Linked DNA regions of Homo sapiens: region 2 is linked to region 1. Evidence: chromatin loops called from intact Hi-C (ENCODE). Cell type or tissue: IMR-90. All regions are shown on one strand.

Region 1 (8,000 bases):
AGGTTACAGTGAACTGAGACTGTGCCACTGCACTCCAGCACAGGTGACAGAGCCAGACCCTGTCTCAAAAAAGAAAAAAAAAAAAAGTGTGTGTGTGTATTATATATATATATATATTAGGGAATATGTTTGTAAAAATTATAAAATGGTTCTTATCTATAAAATACTGATAGGTGACAGACAATTTAAAATTTCTTACTTTCAGCTAGGCATGGTGGTTCACAATTATTTTTATTACAAAAATAAAATTTCTGTAATCTCAGCACTTTGGGAGGCTGAGGCGGGCAGATCATCTGAGGTCAGGAGTTCCAGACCAGCCTGGCCAACATGGCAAAGCCCCATCTTTACCAAAAATACAAAAAATTAGCCAGGTGTGGTGGCGCATGCCCATAATCCCAGCTACTTGGGAGGCCGAGGTGGGAGAATCACTTGAACCCGGGAGGCGGAGGTTGCAGTGAGCCAAGATCATGCCACTGCACTCCAGCCTCGGCAACAGAGTGAGATTCCGTCTTAAAAAATTAAGGAAATTTTCACTAAAATTTAAGGTTACTAAGAGTTAAAATTTTTAATTAGTACATATAATTCTATATATACAATGTGCCAAAAAATAAGGCGTTCTTGGTGAGAAAAAAATTATTAGAAAGTCATAAAAAATACATTTTATTGAGAAAAAGAATATTTTTATCGAATTTGGGGATCATTTAAAAGTTGTTTCACAGTAGCTAGAAAAGAACTAGTAAGTAGGAGACAGATGTAAAGAAAGTTATGGATATTAAGATGTAATTTTGGTAACAGAAGTCTTTCTAAAGATTGAAATTTGACATTAAAATACATTAATACAAAACAACAAAATAAGTTGGTCCCCTATGTTAGAATGACAGTTTGCTTACTGATTTGCTCTTAGTAAAATTTTAAGAGGTTTTATTTTTAATTCTAAAATCTTATTTAATAGAAGATTTAAACTAGTTCTAATTCTTCCTGAGATCTAACTAACTTCCCTAGTTTCAGATTGGAAATGCGGTGTCTTTCTTTCAGAATGGCCATTTCATTTCTAGAGGTAACATTTTTCTTTTTCAAACTTCTCAGATTTATATCCGAAATTCAACTTTCTCTGTACCACATTGCAGGTCATAAACCACTGCCTTCTGTTTTCTCCCCCTTTAAAAAGGTGTATCTTTTTGCATGGCCACAATGGTAACAGTGGTAGCTCTGTCTTTCAACATTTTTGTCAACTCCTGTAACATTTTTTCTCTGGTTCTAGTTCTGCTGTTATGGCCTGACACTGAAATGGTTAGCATGAAGGTCTGGAAAACCAATGTTTTCCTCCAACATAACTTGAATCTGTACTTTTGGCTTTTCTTCCTATGTCTAAATTGTTGTTCCATGTAACCAGGAAACTTCCCATGCTGTTACTAACAGCCATGTATTCCCTGGCTCATGGTACTAATTTCCTTGTTTACATTCCTCTAAAATACAGTGTACACTCATATCCCCGTACATACTCTTCCTGTGTCTGATTAAATTCAAGTACCCTTTTTGATTACTCAGGAAAACTAAGCTTTAAAAGGGTTCGAGTTTTCATATCCACATAACTTTCTGTATAGCTTTTAAGTCTCTGGTTAAATGACTATTCTTTTAACAGTGACCTGTGATTCTGTTTTGATCAAATGTTTTCAATCTTTGACAGGTTTCCCCAGAGTCAAAAATCCTAAATTAAGTCTTAAAATTAACTTCGGGACTGTTCAGCTGGGTCCCTGGAGAGTCTAAAGAATGGATCTCTCACCTTGTAGAGATATTAAATTATTAGATTTGGTAGACTGTATGAGCGGGCATTGTCAAATGTTGTGATACTGCATGGGAGAGCATTGTCAAATTATGTGATATTAGATCCCACTTCAGTTACATTTATAGGTATGTTATTGACACGCATGTTCCAAAAATTATATAAACTTATAAAAATTTAATGATTCATAATTTTGATTGTTACGCTAAATATTTGCTAAAGTTACATTTGTATAAATATGTTATTAATGCATTCTGAAGATTGTATGAAATTTATAAAAGCCTGGTGGTCCTGATGTGATGCTGTCAGTCATGATTCTGGTTATTGTCTTAACATGCTGCACGTAAGAGAAGTAACTAAATTTCCTTGTCAATTGGGAACTTTCATCAGATTTTCATCATAGCTATTCTGTTTCCATCATCCACAGTTCTGCTTTGAATTCGAAAAATATTTGCGATCAGCGATAGTCCAAATTTGCTTTTCATGGAAAAAACTCTTAACAGGTCCTCTTGAACACAGGTTTCTGATAACTTTCAGATCAATAAACTACCCCAGCCTTTACCACTATGCAATATAGGCATGTAAGAAACTTGTACTTATACCCTTTAAATATATTAAAACAAATGTTTTAAAAAAATAAACTAAACACAAATTCCTAGAACTCTAATAAACTTAAGGGTTCAAAAAACTGCTAAGCAAGATCAAGCAAAACAAAAAATCTATGAAATTAAGATAATATTTTTATAACTTTTATTTAAAACACTGTTGGTTGTATTCTAGATTTAAGAAAGGTTTCTCACAGATGTTATCTATAATTTACATCAGTTTGGTAAAGCACACTTGTAAACAAAGGTGGAAGCATTTGGTTTTTCTCCCTACTTGATCCCTCCAAAATTTGGAAACTATTCACAAATATTCTAATTTTCGTTTACATATCGGCTCTTTATAAGCAGGATAAAATCGGAAATATTGGTTATATTATCAAGGCTTTGACTGAAACATCATATTTAAGAATATGCATAAAATGCCCGGATTCAAGAGTTTCCAGCCTTACAGTGAGGGGAGAAAAATGTCACTTCCTGGCGGACCTGACAACCTTAGAACTTTTCGGGGAGAAGCTTGGCAGGGAGGGGACCTGGCAGCTGCTCCTGGGCAGGAACCAGAGGGCAAAGTCCGTGGCGACCCTCGGGCCTGGCGGGGACCTTACGCTTCCCGGCGTCTTTCCCTCTGCCCCGCCGGCTGCTGAGGGAGCGGCGGCCGCCCTGCGCCTGGAGGTCGTTCCCTCGCCTCCTCCGGGCCGCGGGTAGCGAGAGGCGGCGGCGGCCGGAGCCGGTGTGGGCGGCCTGAGGCGAAAGCCCGGCCGGCCCCTAGGGGAATGAAACAACCACCGGCTACCAGAGCAACAACGGCCTCCGCGGCTGCACCGCCGACTTCCCGGAGGAGCGAAGGCGCCCCGCAAAAACACGCCGCAGAGCGGAACCCGGGCCCCGCCGCCCCAGCAGGGGGCAGCAGCGACGCAGACAGGAAGCCCAGGTCCTGGGCGCTGGACACCTCGGCGGCCTCCGCGACCAATGAGCGCCACACCAACCTCCAGGCGGCGCTCCCACCGCACCTGCCGCCGCCGCCGCCCCGGGGCGAGAACTGCGCCGTCGGCCCTGCCACGCTGACCCGTGGGGCCCCGGCCGCCGCCCCAGGGTGACGAGGAGGAGCAGGACGGGGCCCCAGAGAAGGGCAAGAGCTCAGAGCTCGGGCTCCAGTGCCAGGAAAAGGCCAGGAGCAGAAGATGGAGAGATGGAGAAGCAGCAGGTGCGGAGAAGCGGCGCTCCACGGGCTGGGTCAGCATCCGCTGGCGGATCTTAGATGACTTTGAAGATGAGGAAGCAGGGCAGAAAGAGCGGAAACGAGAAGGTGCAATGACACAACGGAACCCAATGCAGAATCCAGCCCCAGGACTCAAACGCTGGCTTTAATTCCAACTCACACCCCGTGCCCCTAATCAGAGAGGATCAGGGGAGATGGAGGACCCAAGGAACCCTGGCACCTGAAGGGTGGGAATCTGAGGCCAAGACTGATTGTGGGAAATTGTGGGAATCAGGAAAGGAGGAAGTGAGGCAGAATGGGGGGACGGCGGGGGTGGGGGGATGGCGGGGAGCTGGGCTAGGAAGGATTAAAAATCAGAAGCTCAGAGGCGAGTAGATCATCTGACGTCAGGAGTTCGAGACCAGTCTGGCCAACATGGCAAAGCCCCGTCTCTAAATAAAATACAAAAAAATAGCCGGGCGTGGTGGCGCGCGCCTGTAATCCTAGCTACTAGGGTGTGCTGAGGCAGGAGAATTGCTTGAACCCGGGAGGCGGAGGTTGCAGTGAGCCGAGATGGTGCCACTGCACTCCTGCCTGGGCGACAGAGCAAGCCTTGTCTCAATAAATAAATAAATAGTTAGAACCTTAGGAAGGATCCAGAGGGGAACTGTCCTTAGGAAGGTGCATGCTGGGGATGAAGGAATTGGTTTTAAGACTCAGGAAGTGAGGGCAAGGGAGAGACGAGTGTTGGGGGTGCAGTGGGGTGCTAATGCAGCAGCCAAGCAGAAGACTGGAGGAAAACAGAGCCCTTCTCCTCCAACTCCAGCTGCTCCTCTGAGTCCCAGGCCACCTGCTCCTGTGTCTGCCAACCTACTGACATGTCTCCCAGCCCTGCTGGAATGCTGTTCCTCCTGATCTCTGCCCTGCCCCAGACCTTTCACTAACCCCACCACCCCCACTGTCCAGGTCCTACCACCCCACTGCCCCGACCATAGCCTGCCCCTATCCCAGATGCCTCTCCTTCCAGCCTCTTGCCCTAGGTGACACAAAGGGGACCTGGACATGCAGGTGAAGAGGGTGTTCTTCTGGGTCCTCCTGCTCAAGTATCCCGCTCATGCAGTTATGAGTGTGAGTAAATGTTGGATATGACACAGATTCTATTTCTCAAGCTGTTTCACACTGTGGTTTACCTAACAGTGTTTTTGTGGAATCATCTATGGGGATTTGGTCCTCCCTGCAGACCTCAGTGCAGATTTCTTGAGCAGCCTACAGGGGCTCTGGCCCCACCTGTCCACACCAAGTTCTGGGTCCTGCATGCCCTGCTTGGCCCAAATACAGCAAGGTTGACAGGATGGAAAGCTGAAAATGGTGACTTATAATATCGAAAAGTAAGGATTTCACGGCCCAGTGAAACAGAATGGAGAACCCAGAAATAAATCCTTGCATTTACAACCAACTCATTTTTGACCAAGGCACCAGGAACATACCTTGGGAAACAGATGGTCTCTTCAATAAATGGTACTGGGAAAATGAGACACGTGAAGAATAAAACTAGACTTCTATGCCTCATCATATATAAAAATCAAATCAAAATGAATTAAAAACTTACATGTAGGAAACTATGAAACTACTAGAAGAAAACATAGGGGAAATACTTTAGAACACTGGTCTAGGCAAAGATTTCCTGAGTAAGACCTCAAAAGCACGGGTAACGAATGCAAAAATTGATAAATAGAATTACATCAAGCTAAAAAGCTTCTTCACATCAATAAAAATAAAAATAAAGTGAAGAGACAACCCACAGAATGGGAGAAAAATTTTCCAAACTATTCATCCAACAAGGGATCACTAACAAGAATACGTAAGAACTCAAAAACAAAAATTCCAAATAATCCAATTTAAAAATGGGCAAAAGATTTCAATAGACATTTCCCAAGAGAAGATACACAAATGGCCAACAGTTATATGCAAACATGTTTAACATCACTAATCATCAGATAAATCCAAATCAAAACCACAATAAAATATAATTTAACCTCAATTAAAATGGCAATTGTCAAAAACTCAGAAAATAACAAATGCTGAAAAGGACACAGAGAAATGGGAGCGCTCAAACACTCTTCGTAGGAACATAAAATAGTTTATCCACTATGGAAAACTGCATGGAGGTTCCTCAAAGAACTAAAAATAGAACTATCATATGATTCAGCAATCCCACTGCTGGGTATATGCCTACAAGAAAGAAAATCAGTATGTCGAAGAGACATCTGCACTCCCAGTTTATTGCAGCACTATTCACAACAGCCAAAATATGAAATCAACCTAAGTATCAACGGATGAACGGATAAAGTGTGGTACATATATATGAAAAAAAAAGGATTTGTGAATATACTAAAAGCCATTGAATTGTATGCCTGAAATGGGGAAGTTGTATGCTATATGAGTTCTATTTCAATAAAGTTGTTTTTTAAAACATAAGGAATCTTATTTAATAATCATCATGGGCATTCTTGGAAGCCCTCTGCAAGATCCTGTTTCAAGTTCTGCAAGTTTGGGGTCCAACCTGTGTGAACCTTGTTTCCCTATGAGTACATTATTTATGTTTGTGAAAGCTTGACAGCTCCAAGAACACTAATACTTAATCGTTGGTTTTAGCACTAGTCTGTGTAACCAAATACCACCTGTACCCCCTATAACTTACGGAAAAAAAGTGAAATGTCTTTTGCACTCTGTTATTTCGAGTTTGTTGATTTTTAGCAACATCTGGGTCATCCCTTTTCTTCTTCTCTGGCAGGCTGCCCCTAGGGATTCCCTGTTCAGCCAGTTTGATGAGAGCCCTAAGAAACCCATCAGATACCAAAATAAATGGCTATATTCTGCTGGAATGTTTGTAGTGGGGGAATCACATATGACCAGGAGGTGAATTATTATTGTCATTTCCTTTGTGAAATGTGTCACTTGTCATCTCTTGATTTACCCAAGGCAGGGAGAGAGAAAGAGAAAAAGGGAGTTGATCAGACACTTCCCATTAAGATAAGTATTAATAAATTTCTTCTGATCACCATGGCCCAGATACCTATGGAGGGATCTGGAAAGGTCCAGTGTTCAGGAACAACCCTATCATTTAGGCAGTGTTAGGCCAATTGAATACTTCCAATCAAAAGAACCTATTCTGTTTCCTTTGAGTCTTTTAAAAGGGCAAATGTCTTGAAAACGTTTATTCTTAGAGTTTTGGGGGTTTTGTTGTTGGTTGTTGTTGTTGCTTCTATCTTGGCTGCATTTTTCATAGGTCATCTAACCTCTCTTTTCCTAGCATCTTTGAGCATTTGGATAAATTAAGCTGTCTTGCATTTCCCACCTCCACCCTTGCTCATGGCCGCATTCGCCTCTCAAAATTCCCCTGAGCCTTCTGAGGACTTTTTTTTTAACTTTTATTTTAGATACAGGGAGTACATGTGCAGGTTTGTTACATGGGTATACTGCAATTAAGTAGTGAGCATAGTACTCAGTAGGTCGTTTTTCAACCCACGCTCCTCTCCCTCCTTCCCCACTCTAGTACACTGTGTCTACTGTTCCCATGTTTATGTCAATGGATGCTCTATGTTTAGCTCCCACTTATAAGTGAGAAAGTGCGGTATTAGGTTTTTCTATTCCTGTATTAATTTGCTTAGGATTATGACTGAGACCAACTCTTATCCTTCACGCTGTTAAGTAGCTCTGATCTTCAAGATTAGCCAGAAGGAATCTGTACACTCTGCAAGTGTTTCAGTGGCACTTTGTTTATACTGCTTATGGGGCATTTGAGTTCATTGCCTTAAATTGCAGGTAATTTGTTATAAATTTGCCTCCTCTAGAAAGTCACAGGTTTTGTAAGGGAAAGAACTGGGTCTTGTCTGTTGACCTATCCTATAGGATATTTCCGTATTGGCAGCAGCTCATATTTCCATGTATTTTGTGCATCACTTGAGCAGAATTTGTCCCACTGAAATAATACCTACATGTCTTTTTAAATCAAATTAGTAATTCCTTGCTGAGGTTGATCTATATCAGTACAGTTAAACACTGGATAAGGGGTTCAACATAAAGATTACTTCCAATGTTGACAGTCTAAGATTCTGTAAAATTATTTGTGAGGGTGCAAGAAATGTGAAACTACCACATGTATAAGAATGTATAAGAATGGAGTGTACCACATGTGGTAGAATGTGTAGTACGTGGTAGAATGTATGGCACACTGTTTGACACTACACTATGTGGTATATCATAAAAATGTGACACTACCACATGTAAAGAATGCTATGACCTGTGGTCTCAAAGGTTAAAAAGGTTTATATCTCACCCTTCTTCATATATTTTTTATTTCTTTCCCTTTCCATATTCTCTTATTTAAGTTTTTTCATAGAGAAAAGTATATTTT
Region 2 (8,000 bases), 52 kb before region 1:
TTTGGATTAGGAGCAGCATAACATCCCTCCACAAGAGGTCAAACACCTGAGTTAGGTTTTGGAAAGCTTCTATATACCTAACAGTGTCATAAAAAATCTGCCTAAGTCTCCCTTTATTTGCCTAAGGTCCTGCAATAAGAAGGGAGCTTGAACCCTTGTGGCATCACCTCTGTTGGGCATTACCTGTAGGCATAAGTGTGAAGGTGCAGAAATGGGGAGTTTTTAAGGTGGTGGGGGTAGAGCACCTGGTGGTGCAGTGGGAGGTTGCCCCAGGTAAGGGGGATTGGAAGGGCTGTAACACTCAATAGATGATTTCTCCATGATATGGTTTGGCTGTGTCCCCACCCAAATCTCATCCTGAATTCCCAGGTGTTATGAGAGGGACCTGGTGAAAGGTAATTGAATCATAGGGTCAGGTGTTTCCTGTGCTGTTCTTGTGATAGTGAATAAGTCTCACGAGATCTGATGGTTTTAAAAATGGGAGTTTCTCTGCACAAGCCTTTTTGGCCTGTTGCTCCTCCTAGCCTTCTTCCATGATTGTGAGGCCTCCCCCACCACGTGGAACTGTAATTCCATTAAAATCTCTTTTTCTTCCCAGTCTCAAGTATGTCTTTATCAGCAGTGTGAAAATGGACTAATTCAGTAAATTAGTACCAGTAGAGTGGGGCACTACAGAAAAGATACCCCAAAATGTGAAAGCAACTTTGAAACTGGGTAACAGGCAGAGGTTAGAACAGTTTGGAGGACTCAGAAGAAGACAGGAAAATGTGGGAAAGTTTGAAACCTTCCAGAGACTTGTTGAATGGCTTTAACAAAAATGCTGATAGTGATATGAACAATAAGGCCCAGGCTGAGGTAGTCTCAGATGGAGATAAACTTCTTGGGAACTGGAACAAAGGTGACTCTTGTTATGTTTTAGCAAAGAGACTGGCAGCTTTTTGCCTCTACCCTAGATATTCATGAAACTTTGAACCTGAGAGAGAGAATTTAAGTTATCTGGCAAAAGAAATTTCTAAGCAGCAAAGCATTCAAGAGGTGACTTGGGTGCTGTTAAAGGCATTAAGTTTTAAAAGGGAAATAGAGCATAAAAGTTCAGAAAATTTGTAGCCTGACAATGCAATAGAAAAGAAAATCCTATTTTCTGAGGAGAAATCCAATCCAGCAGCATAAATTTACATAAGTAATGAGAAGTCAAAAGTTAATCCCCAAAACAATGGGGAAAATGTCTCTAGAGCATTTCAGAGGCCTTCACAGCAGCCCTTCTTGACACAAGTCCAGAGTCCTACAAAGAAAAAGTGGTTTTGTGGGCTGGGCTTGAGGTCCCCATGCTTTATGCAGCTTAGGGACTGGTGCCCTGCATCCTGGCCACTACAGCCATGGCTGAATGGGACCAATAAAGAACTCAAGCTGTGGCTTCAGAGGGTGTAAGCCTCAAGCCTTGTCCACATTATGTTGAGCCTGCCAGTGCACAGAAGTCAAGAACTGGAGTTTGGGAACCTCCACCTAAATTTCAGAAGATGTATGGAAATGCTTGGATGTCCAGGCAGAAGTTTGCTGCAGAGATGGGGCTGTCATGGAGAACCTCTGCTAGGGCAGTGCAGAAGACAAATGTAGGGTTGGAGCCCCCAAACAGTATCCCTACTGGGGCACTGCCTAGTGGAGCTGTGAGAAGAGGGCCACTGTCCTTCAGACCCTAGAGTGGTAGATTCACCAACAGCTTGCACCATGCACCTGGAAAATTCATGGTCACTCAACTTCAGCCAATTAAGGCAGCCAGAAAGGAGGCTTTACTCTGCAAAGACACATGGGTGGAGCTGACCAAGATCTTGTGAACCCACTTCTTGCATCAGTGTGACCTGGATGTGAGACATGGAGTCAAAGGAGATCATTTTGAAGCTTTAAGATTTGATTGCCCCACTGGACTTCAGACTTCCCCGCAGCCTGAAGCCCATTTGTTTAGGTCAATGTTTCCCATTTGGAATGGCTGTATTTATGAAATGCCTGTACCCCCATTGTATCTAGGAAGTAACTAACTTGCTTTCAATTTTACAGGCTCATAGGCAGAAGGGACTTGCCTTGTTTTAGATGAGACTTCAGACTTTGGACTATGTACTTTTGAGTTAATGTTAAAATGAGTTAAGACTCTGGGGGACTGTTGGGAAGGCATCATTGGTTTTGAAATGTTAGGACAGGAGATTTGGGAGGGACCAGTGGTGGAATTATATGGTTCGGCTGTGTCCCCACACAAATTTCATCTTGAATTCACATGTATTGTGGGAGGGACCTGCTGGGAGGTAATTGAATCATGGGGGCAGGTTGTTCCTGTGCTGTTCTTGTCATAGTGAATAAGTGTCATGAGATCTGATAGTTTTAAAAAGAGGAATTTCCCTGCACATGTTCTTCTCTTTGCCTGACACCATCCATGTAAGATATGACTTGCTCCTCCTTGCCTTCCACCATGATTGTGAGGTCTCCCAAGCCATGTGAAACTGTGAGTCCAATTAAACCTCTTTCTTTCTTTTGTAAATTGCCTAGTCTTGGGTATATCATCTTTATCAGCAGTGTGAAAAACAGACTAATACACTCTGGAAGTTGCTTTTCTAGTCTTGGGGAATCATTCCCTTTGGGCCTTCCTGATATGATTGCTAGAAGGGCTGGGTGAATTGTGCAATGCTTGCAAAGGTCTGGGTTTTCTCATAGGGCAAAGAAATCTTGTATATAATGGACCTTGGGCCATTTTCCCTCCCATATGGAGAAAAGATCTAATTCTTGGACACAATTTAAATTAAAGCTTCCTTCCACAGTTTAGGCTGTTTCAAGTGGGTAAGAAGGCCACACCTTTGTGGGAAAAAAAAAGCCACTTTTCTTCATATCTCAGGGTAAAAAGAGTCCCAGTGTTTTCAAATGCACTCCAGAGGACTACAGGCCGAAGATGATCTGTTACTCATCTAGAAATGGAAGCATGAAAAAGATGTCCCTTTAGTCTCCTTCCTATTGGTGTGACCTAGGGTGGAGGGGAAGACAGTGGTGGCATGCTCCACCTACTGATTTCCCTCCTTGGCTCCTGAGTACCAGCACCTTATTTAATGTGCTGCCCATGGCTGCATTCTTGCAACCCTGCAGCCATTTAAAAATACAGGACCAGAGGAACTAAGCAATTGAGATTAGTCATGCTTACCCATGTGACTCTAGTCCTCCACTTGTGATTTCCCTTTGACTTCCTAGACTTATGTGGCCTCTGTGGCTCCTAGAAGGATGGATCTTGGGAAAAACTATAATATTTGCATTTGAGCAAGGCTCCTTTAATGGATAGTGCATGCTAGATTGAACTCTATATCCTGCTTATTATGGCCCATGTTAAAGCGTTTACCCTTAGAGAATGGTTCCAATTAACTTCCAAACTTGAAATCCCCTTGCTGATTGCCATTCTAACTGGTGTGAGATGGTATCTCACTGTGGTTTTGGTTTGCATTTCTCTGATGGCCAGTGATGATGAGCATTTTTTCATGTGTCTGTTGGCTGCATAAATGTCTTCTTTTGAGAAGTGTCTGTTCGTATCCTTTGCCCACTTGTTGATGGGGTTGTTTGTTTTTTTTCTTGTAAATTTGTTTGAGTTCTCTGTAGATCCTGGATATTAGCCCTTTGTCAGACAAGAGGGTTGCAAAAATTTTCTCCCATTCTGTAGGTTGCCTGTTCACTCTGATGGTAGTTTCTTTTGCTGTGCAGAAAGGATCTAGAACTAGAAATATCATTTGACCCAGCCATTCCACTACTGGGCGTATACCCAAAGGATTATAAATTATGCTGCTATAAAGGCACATGCACACGTATATTTACAATAGCAAAGACTTGGAACAAACCCAAATGTCCATCAATGATAGACTGGAGTAAGAAAATGTGGCACATAGACACCATGGAATACTATGCAGCCATAAAAAAGGATGAGTTCATGTCCTTTGTAGTGACATGGATGAAGCTGGAAACCATCATTCTCAGCAAACTATCAATCACAAGAACAAAAAACCCAACACCACATGTTCTCAGTCATAGGTGGGAATTGAACAGTGAGAACACTTGGAACAGGAAGGGGAACATCACACACTGGGGCCTGTCATGGGGTGGGGGTAGGGGAGAGGGATAGCATTAGGAAATATACCTAATGTAAATGACGAGTTAATGGGTGCAGCACACCAACATGGCACATGTATACATATGTAACAAACCTGCACGTTGTGCACATGTACCCTAGAATTTAAAGTATAATTAATTTAATTAAAAAAGAAAAAGAAAAAAAATCCCCTTACTATTTCAGTACCATTTTAATTGGAGGCAGAATAGGTGCCTTAAAAGAACATAGGGACCAAATGGCAGTTTTCTAGTTGATGGGACAGTATCGAAACTAAACAACTTTGTCTTTGGAGGACATTTTACTCCTAATTGTTGTTGAAGGCAGAGTTTTCCTGTTCACAGAAGCAGCATGAAGCCTGGTCTCTAGCAGAGGGGCACAAAAAGGGAGGAGAATTTGGAGGCTAGAGTGTTTTGGCAGAGGACCAACAATGTGCTTCATGGAGAGAATTCCCATCCCACTAGGTGGCGCTGTTGACCTTGAAATGCCATGTGATCTCTAGACTAAGGGCACAGGGTGACCATGACATGTCATGTGCTCTCCATACCAAGGGCAGAGAGTGAACTTCAAATGCCATGTGCTCTCCAGACAAGGGTAGAGTGTTACCTGGAAATGCCATATGCTCTCCAGACCAAGGGCAGAGAGTGACTTCACTGTGATGAGGGACCCTCTATTCCTAGAAAATTACAACGGCATTCCCTTGAGCTACACCTTCAGTTACTATGGCATTTCCTGATCTTACCTAACAAGATTACTTCCCTGAACTGTAAAATTGCTGTGGCATTGCATACAAAGAGAGAGAGGATGGGAGACATGGTGGTTGCAGACAGGAATGGAGGAAATTATAGTATGAAAGCTGGAGATCCTGTTGCTGACACTCTGTCAGGCAGTCAGAGGATGAGGTCAGTCCAAATCCTTTGAACAACACCAGGGAGTAGCTTCCGCCAGAAATCCTCAGTTGCTTCAGAACTTTTTCCAGCCCCATTCAATTGCTAGGTCCTCTGAAAGAAAACTGGTTCAAACATGGCCAATATGCCCAGCAACGTGTGGGTACTGGGGGATTCTACATGTTTTCCCCAGCAAGCCTCTCCCCCATGTCTTGTAAAGCTGGCAGCCATGCTAATTATTTTTAAATGACTGAAGGGAGCCCAGTATTTGGTATGATTTGATTCTAAAATGGAGGCTGAGAGCCTTGAAATGAAAGGACAGAGTTGAGTTTCACTCCTGTATTCAACATTCCAATGAAAGTACCTTGGGATCCTGGACACACCCCCAGTATGAAGATGCATTGTTGTCTAAGGTAAATACCTGAGGTTCATCGTCTTGCAACAAGAAGTCTAAGGGCATGGACACACACAAGGAGTGAGTTTAGGAGTAGAAGTTTTATTTCCAAAGAAAGAGAAAGGAGAATAGCTCTCTCTCTTGTGAGAGAGGGGGCGTCCAAATAAGAATTCTGCCCCATGGCAGAGTGAACCAGATTTTACAGACAGGCTTGAGGAAGCAGTGTCTAATTTACATAGAGCCCACAGATTGGTTGGACCAGGGGTGAGGTTTACATAGTGCATGGGGAAGCTGGCCATCCCATCCTAATCGTCTTATTATGCAAATGGGATCTTTGCTTGACTAATGCCATGTTCCCTGCTCCTTACTGTACATGTGGCTGGCAAAGAGAAGGGAAGATGGAACTGACATTTTGAATGTGCCCAGTCCCAGGCAGCCTTTTCTTATTAGCACAACTGATGGCATTCACCAGTGCAAGCTTCCAGCTTGTTTCTCTATGTCTGCAAGTCATTTTACAGTCTGCTATTTGTAGGAAAAGAAAGTATTTTGGGCTGCTTTTCATTAAAAGGAAAACCTTACTGAGGACTCCTGTGCTCTCACTATCTGCCTAAATAACTTTTTAAAACTCATATATTACTAACATATGTTGCATCTTGGAGAAGTTTCCATATGCATTGAGAAAAATGTGGTTTTTTGTTACTGTTGTGTGGAGTGCTTTGCATGTGTCTGTTAGGTCCAACTGATTATAGTATTGTTCAAGTCCTGTATTTTCTTATCGAAGTCCTGTCTGGTTTTCTTTTCTTCATCATTAAAGAATTTTTTTTGCTGGATAAAGTATTATAGACTGGCAGTTATTTCCTTTTAGCATTTAGATGATATTATTCTATCATCTTCTGAATTTCATTGCTTTTATTTAGAAGTTAGCAATAGTATTGTTACTTTGAAAGGAAATGCATTTTGTTCTCTTTCAATTTTTAGGAACTTTCTTTAATATGTGTTTTATAGTCTTTTGAATATTTTCTGCCTAAACATGTTTTCTTATATCTGGTTTCAGGCTCATAGTTCTCCTCCAATATGTAACCCAATATCTTTAATCTGCTCTGAAAAATTCCAGGTGTTTATCTGTTCAATAGCTTCTTCTCCATTCTATCTTATCTCTCCTTGGGAAGTCTAATTTCAACCTAAGCTCTATAAGCTTCTTCATTGCCTTTTCTCTATATTTTTTTCTTAAGACTGTATGTTGTTTTCTCATTTATTTTCCAATTTATGAATTATTTAGCTATGAAATATCTGGTATTAAACCCATTCATTAAGCAATTCGCTATAGTTAGTGTATTTTTAGTTGCAAAATGTTCATTTAATATTTTAAAATATTTTATATTGTTATGCTGGTATTATTTACCTTTGAATTTATTTCTATATATATGTAGTAACATTTACTGTTATACAACTTTCAGAGAATTCCAAGATTTATGTTAATGTGGGGTTTTATTCTGTTGTCTATATTTTATTCTCAAACTTCTCTATGTGTCTTGTTTTTATTTCTATTTAGACATGGGGTCTCCCTATGTTACCCAGGCATAACTCAAATGCCTAAGCAGAAGCAATGCTCCCATCTCAGCTTCCCAAGAAGCTAGGGCTACAGGCATGCACCACTATACTTGGTATGTCATTTTATTTTTTTGCATATCTAGTTCTTTCATGTTTTCTTTTGCTCTGTTGAAATATAAAATAAATGCAGTTAAGAGCAATCATATTAAGTATAAACATTAATGAATATTTACACGTGTATAAACTTTCATAAACACCATTCACATCAAGATCTACAACACTTCTAACATGCCAGATGCTCTATTATGCCTGTTACAAGTACATTTGCCTCAGAGAATGAGGTGTTATTCTGACAGAAGGTTGATTTTGTCAATGAGGGTTATACTCTACCAATGTAAAAAAATGGAGGACTTCTGGCAAGATGGCTGAATAGGAAGAGCTCCAGTCTGCAGCTCCCAGCGAGACTGACACAGAAGGTGGTGATTTCTGCATTTCCAACTGAGGCACCTGGTTCATCTCAATGGGACTGGTTGGACAGTGGGTGCAGCCCATGGAGGGAGAGCAGAAGCAGGGTGGGACATCGCCTCACCCTTGAAGTGCAAAACGTCGGGGAATTCTCACCCCTACCCAAAGGGAGCCATGAGGGACTGCGCCATGAGGAATGATGCACTCCGACCCAGATACTGTTTTCCCCATGGTCTTCACAACCCCCAGGCCAGGAGATTCCCTCCAGTGCCTACACCACCAGGACCCTGGATTTCAAGCACAAAAGTGGGCAGCCGTTTGGGCAGACACTGAGCTAGCCGCAGTTTTTTTTCATAACACGGTGGCACCTGGAATGCCACTGAGACAGAACCATTCACTCCCCTGGAAAGGGGACTGAAGCCAGGGAGCCAAGTGGTATAGCTTGGTGGGTCCCACTTGAATGGAGCCTAGCAAGCTAAGATCCACTGGCATGAAATTCTCGCTGTAGGCACAGCAGTCTGAGGTTGACCTGGGAAGCTCAAGTTTGGTGAGGGGAGGGATGTCTGCCATTGGTGAA

The links. Hi-C counts contacts between places; a loop is a spot of excess contacts. Peaks named below come from ENCODE experiments on the same cell type or tissue, not always from the same donor. Only the 100,000 strongest peaks of a DNase experiment are listed, where the experiment ranks them.
Region 2: it touches region 1 in a loop (2.3-fold over the local background); 10 of 110 quality-filtered maps call a loop at or near these places.

The regions. Positions count from the first base shown.
Region 1 is chr10:95,180,482-95,188,481 of GRCh38, forward strand. All of the region lies in intron 3 of LOC107984257 (a long non-coding RNA gene), which reads right to left. It also overlaps the pseudogene PAWRP1. Among named protein-coding and RNA genes, the nearest start is that of ACSM6, 9.8 kb to the right of the region's middle. RefSeq lists silencers at 2,853-3,152, 3,343-3,672, 3,693-3,742. In IMR-90, a CTCF peak has its summit at 3,304 (motif pointing right); DNase peaks (open chromatin) are centred at 1,440 and 3,280; H3K4me3 peaks cover 995 bases; H3K27ac peaks cover 386 bases; H3K27me3 peaks cover 205 bases.
Region 2 is chr10:95,128,521-95,136,520 of GRCh38, forward strand. LOC107984257 (a long non-coding RNA gene) reads right to left here. Exons shown (of 10, transcript XR_007062253.1): 7 at 1-8,000. Among named protein-coding and RNA genes, the nearest start is that of ACSM6, 62 kb to the right of the region's middle. In IMR-90, a CTCF peak has its summit at 4,591 (motif pointing right); a DNase peak (open chromatin) is centred at 4,591.